2 separate regions of the Homo sapiens genome follow, and region 2 is linked to region 1. A link is an interaction called in ENCODE POLR2A ChIA-PET data of the cell type or tissue named here. Cell type or tissue: PC-9. All regions are shown on one strand. Links, peaks and the distances in the headings refer to the core of each region. The heading gives the core; the rest is flanking DNA.

Region 1 (2,906 bases), core at 320-2,819:
CTCACACTAATCTACAGCATATTCTCACTTTCTGCTGCTCTGCCAGAGGTGGCCTGGATAGATTTGATCTGATCAACCCAGGTCAGCAATTCTCAGGTGAAGTCACGTCTAGCACCTGGCATGGCTGAGATGAAACAGCAGAGCACGGCTGCAGAGTCGGAACCACCTGGGACTGGGTTAGGCTCTTTCACTTCTTCAGTATCTCCTATTTCCTGAGCATCAATCAGTTACTGGATTTTACAGATGACCACCGGCTTTGTTGCCCTCAGGATCTCTGTAAGGCCCTCAGGATCTCTGTAAGGGCAAGGCTGCTTAGCTAATGAGAATAGCAGAGGCAGCCACAGGAGGGAGGGCGATGGCCTGTGGGGAAATCGACTTCGGGACAAGCAAATATTTTCATTTCAGCTGTTTATGTCCTGGCTACTTCCTCAAAAAAGATTTAGGTGGGACAGGCAAATATTGATGCAGCCAAGTAATATTTCCCTACATCCATGCATCTGTATGTGGTTAGAAGTGATTCCAGTACATGCCAAGATTACACAATAAAATTCCTTAAAGCCAGAGACTCGTCTTTGTCTTTCCTTCAGCTCTTGCAACTGAGACTCAATAGATGGTAGGTGTTTTCAATATTTCTCTTAAAGTTTTAATAAATTCATGGCTTATCCGTATCATGTAAACAGTGTCTGCTCTTAACTCTGGAAAACTCAGTTTTGACTCTTGTCTCCAGCTTTTTTCTCACTCAATTTCGGTGCAGGTCTTAATAAATACAGAAAATTTCCAACCTCTTCCATAAGTGGGTCAAAGGGAACTACAGCCAGAAAAGAGATAAGTCGAGGCTAAGACAAAATTGCCATAGGTTCATTCTAAAGATTTTTCAATCCCTGTGCTCAGGCTACACCCAAGACCAATTAAATTTGCATCTGTGATTTAATTGGAGGAACTCAGGCATCAGTATTTACTAAAATGCCCCAGATAATTCCGGACTGCAATAAAGGGTAGATACCCTGGTCTAAAGATTCACAAGACCGGTTCTTTTACATGCCTATCCAGGCTATGACAGTTTCTACGCTCTTCCATTCCAAAGTGAAAACTCTTCCTCTAAGTTATCACCCACTAGCCTTCAAATGATGTCACAGAAAGAACATCACCCTTGGAGTGGGGAGGGGAGGTTTAAGTCTAGGCATCACAATTTAAACTGGTGGGACCTGGGGTTGGTCACATCCCTTTTCAGGGTCTTCAGCCTCTCAGCCATAAAACAGGATGACAGCCCATGCTCTGTATGCCGCAAGGCTGTTGGCTGGATCAGCTAAACTCTTAAGAGGATGTGTGGGCTCTAAGAATACCCCGCGCACTGGGAATTTTTGACCTGATCTGTCCAGGAAGCATTGTTCCAGCCTAGCCCCGACTACCCTTCAAAGCAGACTCCCTGAGGATTCTTACATTTAAAAGACTACAGGCTATACAGAATCCAAAACCCCCTTCTCTAACAGGCAAGTCGACTTCGAGTTCCAGAGCTCACAAACCTGAATCCCGCTCCTATTAGCGCCAAGTTGAACAGCACTTCACTCAGAGCACAGAGAACCTTATCATGCTATAATCTACTCCAGTGCCTAATCACAGAAATGTCTAATGTTGGTCTCCCTTGGCTCGATCTGGATTGATACCTTTCTGGCACCATTTTTAGTTACTCAAGGATCAACAATCAGGCATAGATATCCTAGCATGATTATAGGGAAGTTATTACACAATACCGCCTCTGAGTGTACATTAGTGTGGGGTCTCTACCCCTCACTTAATTATACACACAAAAATGCCAGTATCTGAAACTGCTAGAGAAGTCTCTAGACTGAGCTATTATTCTGCCAAAACATGAACCTTTCTCTACAAAGGGTTTCCTTATAATCTGAAGTAGCAAAATTGATTCTATTTTATAGGCTGTTCTCTAAGGTCCAGTTCTGAAAGGAAGAAACTAAAGTCTTCTTTTTCTTATTGATTCTTATAATTAAAAAACAAGACTACTCCAGAGCTCTGTAAGGTATGTGACAGACATGGAGAATGGCTTCTGGGAGACTTGGAAAGGAGGAAGATTTGCTAATTTAGGTCAAGGAAGTGCAGAAAAACAGAAAAGGTGCTGAAATGTCTTCCCAGGAAATCAGCATTTACTTGGCAAAGTATAGGTTTAACCTCTCAAAAGTTCATTCCAAGAATGAGGATGGGGGAGAGGGATCTTAAGTAAGAGACTTAAAACTTTTATTCAACACCTTCACCCATCCCAAATCAGACAAATGAAATTAAAGGCAGCCTTTGCAATAAAATATGATATTTACTTCACATTGAAATTTTCTGAATGAGGAGAGACAAGAGATCAGACCTCACAGATGGTGCCTTGGAAACTCCTTCAGCTACTTAGCATCCCTCTGATTAGTAATTCAGCAATTTGGCTTATGTGAACGATTCTCTTTTTAAAAACTGTTTTAATGTGAGAATTTACAAACTAAGTTTTAAAAAGCAGTCATTAGGCTTAAGGTAAAAAGCCCAGAGAAAATATTTGACAGGTTATAATATACTGAAATTCAAACTGATAGAGGCTACTAGAACACGACAAATATCAACAAACATTTTCTTCTAACAGCTAAAAGCAGATGAGCAAAAAATACACAAATAACTTGAGATGACATCAGCCAGAAATTAGGAGCCCTTTGGAGAACTGTTGTCTCTCTTCAGGTCATAGTTTCAACACAAAATTATATTTCACTCATCCAATGCCAATTACAAAAAAATAAGTAAGAATCTTTAAATATCTAAATTATGCAAAAACCTGTACACTGAAGTTCATGCATTTGATTCAGGAGTCTTTAGAGATCTACTCAATGTCTGTTTATTTGTACTTTACATATAAGGCCAAC
Region 2 (2,906 bases), core at 183-2,682, 67 kb after region 1:
CTGGGTGCTGTCTGTTTCCATTCGTTCCAAGAACTACAGCTGAGCTGTGGAATGTCAAGTGAGCATGAAACAGACAATGACAGGCCAAAGTCAAAGACACCCCTCACTGCTGCCCACTACGGACAAGCAGGAACCCACAGACGCACAAGGAAACACACAGGCCTCTCACCCTTGACTCATGTACAGACCTTCAGGTCTACACGCTCCTGGCACATACAGGCCCACGGAGCCAACACAGGCTCACTCATGCACACCCAGAGAAATGATATAGCATGCCCAGAACACTCGCTGCATCAGCCTCTTGCTCGGCTGGCAGGGACCAAGAGACACCAGCCCTCCACATCACACGGGGATACACCAATCTCTGACTCAGGCTACTGCCAGAGGCCCACAGACACCCACAGGGCTCCCGACACACAGATTTGGGACCACCACCAAACCCAGGCAGCTGGCCATGCACACATCCTTTTCTTCAACAAATCTGGAAGCCCCCCGCTCAGACAACAGAGCAGGAGGACATGGGGTTGCCTTTTCAACCTTCCATCTGCCCGCTTGCAAGCCCGGAGGTTGCTCTCTCTTGGGCTTGACCCTGGATGACAGCCTCAGTATCCTAGAGCCTCAGTCTCTGCATTGCCCCTGGCTGTGCAGCCTTCGTGTCCTCGAGACCCCACACTGAGCCCTGCACAGCAGGTCTGAGCCTTGCCACCGCCCTGTGGTCCAGGCCTGCACCTGCTCTGAGCCCATTTCCCAGTCCACCTCCTTCCTCCCTCCTCTCCAGCCTCAGACTTCCTCCTGCCCTTGGCACATTCCAAACTGCAATCCTGGGGCTTTGCGCTTGCTCTTTGCCCTCTCAGGTGCCCTTTCTCTGGGGCCTCCCTACCTCCTCCAGCACTCTGTCCAACTCTGACCACCCCAGGTGCAGCAGCGCTGCCGGCCAGGCCACTCCCCTTCCCCCCACCGCCCTTTTTCCTTTGGAGTGCTTACACCACACCTATTTTTACGTATTTACAAATATTTATACATATTTGGGGGAGCGTCAGCTCCATGAGGATGGGGATTTCTGCTGTTTTGTTTGCTGCCATGTTCCAGACGCCTGGCATGCATCCTGGCATGTGGTGGGCACTCAATCACTGGGCATTGGATGAATGAGCCTGGCTCAGGGAGAGGCAGGAGCAGGCCCCGCCTGTGTGAAATAGCCCCGGGGTGCTGTCCTAGCTTTTCACATCTCGATCAGGTCAGTTCATGGCCTCACATGGCTGTCCTAAGGATTACGTAACGTGTGCAAAGCCTCGGCATAGCTCCCGACATAGGTGTGGCAGCCAGGTTTTCTCCGGGCTAACCTCCCTCAGCTCCTTTTACCCTCCCTGCCCCCCAACAGTGTTGGGGTGGTGGGGTGCCAGGGGGTCTGCTGCATCTCAGCACCATTTCCCTTCCCTTCCCTGTGCCCTCCTGAGCCGCAAGGGCTGATGCCTGCAAACCACCTCTTCCCAACTTCCCTTGCCAGCAGCTTCCGGCCAGCTCTGCCCCGGGATGCAGCCACCGGGACCTACAGGAGCAGCAGCCGCCAGATCCCTGAGCCCCTGCAGGGACCACCTGCACCCTCGCCCTGCCAGGGCTTTTGTGATCTGGTGCTCTTCACTAAATCCCTTCCTACTGGAAACAGCTAGACTGCAACGCTTTCCTCACTAGACAGTAGAGTTTGTTGAGTTTTTCCTGAGGGCATAATGTGGTGGTCTCAACGTGGCGGGGCCTGAGTGTGCACCTGGGTGCATCAGGGGAGCTGGTAAGACACAACTTGTCTCCTCCCCACCTTGGCTACCCTGGGTGGGCCTTACCCCTGGGGAGAAACTGGTCTTCCCCACCCCCATCTGACCTCCCCCCGCCCCGCAAAGCAGCCCCTGTTTGGACTGCACCTTTATCCTATTTAACAGGTGAGGAGACTGAGATACAGGCTACTAAGTTGTTTCTGCGGCTAAAAATCGGCCGTCTGGGATTGAAAGCCAGTCCTGACGGCTGTGGCCCCAGAGGCTGCACTCGGAACTGCAGCTCCATGCCCCCTCTTCTAGGTGTCTGGCCAGCAGCCTGAGCTGCAGATGAGACTTCAGCGTCCTTGAGGGGGACAGTGGAGAGACGGATGATGAGCTGGTGCTCATTACATGCTCAAGAATCCACCAAGGTCCTTTCTCCAGCCTCTTCTTACCAACATCACATCCAGTTCCCTGCAAGCACATGGGCCCCTTCTAGCAAGAGTGGGAGGGACTTCTCTCTCCTTTACTCCAGGTTGATGGAGGACTGGGCATGGAGTCGGTGGAAAATACAGCTCAGATCCCAGCTCTCTTAACTGCCTGTGAGTCCCGGGCAAGTCCTGTGCCCTCTGCAGGTCTCAACTCCCCATTATAAGCTCAGTGGGTGGGCTGGGGAACCATCAGGGGCTCTCCCAGCATTAACATTCTAGAATCTCACTTTGAAGACAGCATGAAAACCAAGATCTTGGTTGGGGCAGAGGGTGGACCACACAACATTTTACCAAACCAGGCTGGGCATGCCATGCCATCGGCTGTGTGTGACGGAGACCCAGAGTGCCTAAGCCCAGTGCACCCAGTGCACACTGGGGAGCTGTCACAGGAAGGGTCTGACAGCCGGCAAAGTGGACTCCCAGGCTGCAGGGACTCCAGCGCTGCCTGCTGAGCCAGGGCTGCCCTTTCTCACAGCTCTCATGGGAGCCAGGCTGTTCTCCCCTCCTGATGAACTGACTCACTGATGGCCACTCTGTGCCAGGTGCTAGGCTGGGCACTGAGGCCATGGGGCAAATCAGACAGGCATGTCCTCAGGGAGCTCCCAGGCTAGCACATGCAGTCGCCAACCATTCTACCCTTCCTTTGATGCCCAGCAGGAATATGCCCCTC

What was found. ChIA-PET counts read pairs that join two places held together with the same protein. Peaks named below come from ENCODE experiments on the same cell type or tissue, not always from the same donor. Only the 100,000 strongest peaks of a DNase experiment are listed, where the experiment ranks them.
Region 2: POLR2A ChIA-PET joins it to region 1 with 8 read pairs; 4 of 35 experiments call an interaction of 5 or more read pairs at or near these places.

What each region holds. Positions count from the first base shown.
Region 1 is chr1:25,639,620-25,642,525 of GRCh38, reverse strand. The region is part of intron 1 of MAN1C1 (mannosidase alpha class 1C member 1); the gene reads right to left. Among named protein-coding and RNA genes, the nearest start is that of MAN1C1, 24 kb to the right of the region's middle. In PC-9, for the core only: no CTCF peak of the experiment used is centred there; no DNase peak of the experiment used is centred there.
Region 2 is chr1:25,572,071-25,574,976 of GRCh38, reverse strand. It overlaps a transcript of LDLRAP1 not described here. Among named protein-coding and RNA genes, the nearest start is that of LDLRAP1, 30 kb to the right of the region's middle. RefSeq lists an enhancer at 133-1,000. In PC-9, for the core only: CTCF peaks have their summits at 1,781 and 2,038; DNase peaks (open chromatin) are centred at 846 and 1,216; H3K27ac peaks cover 1,698 bases.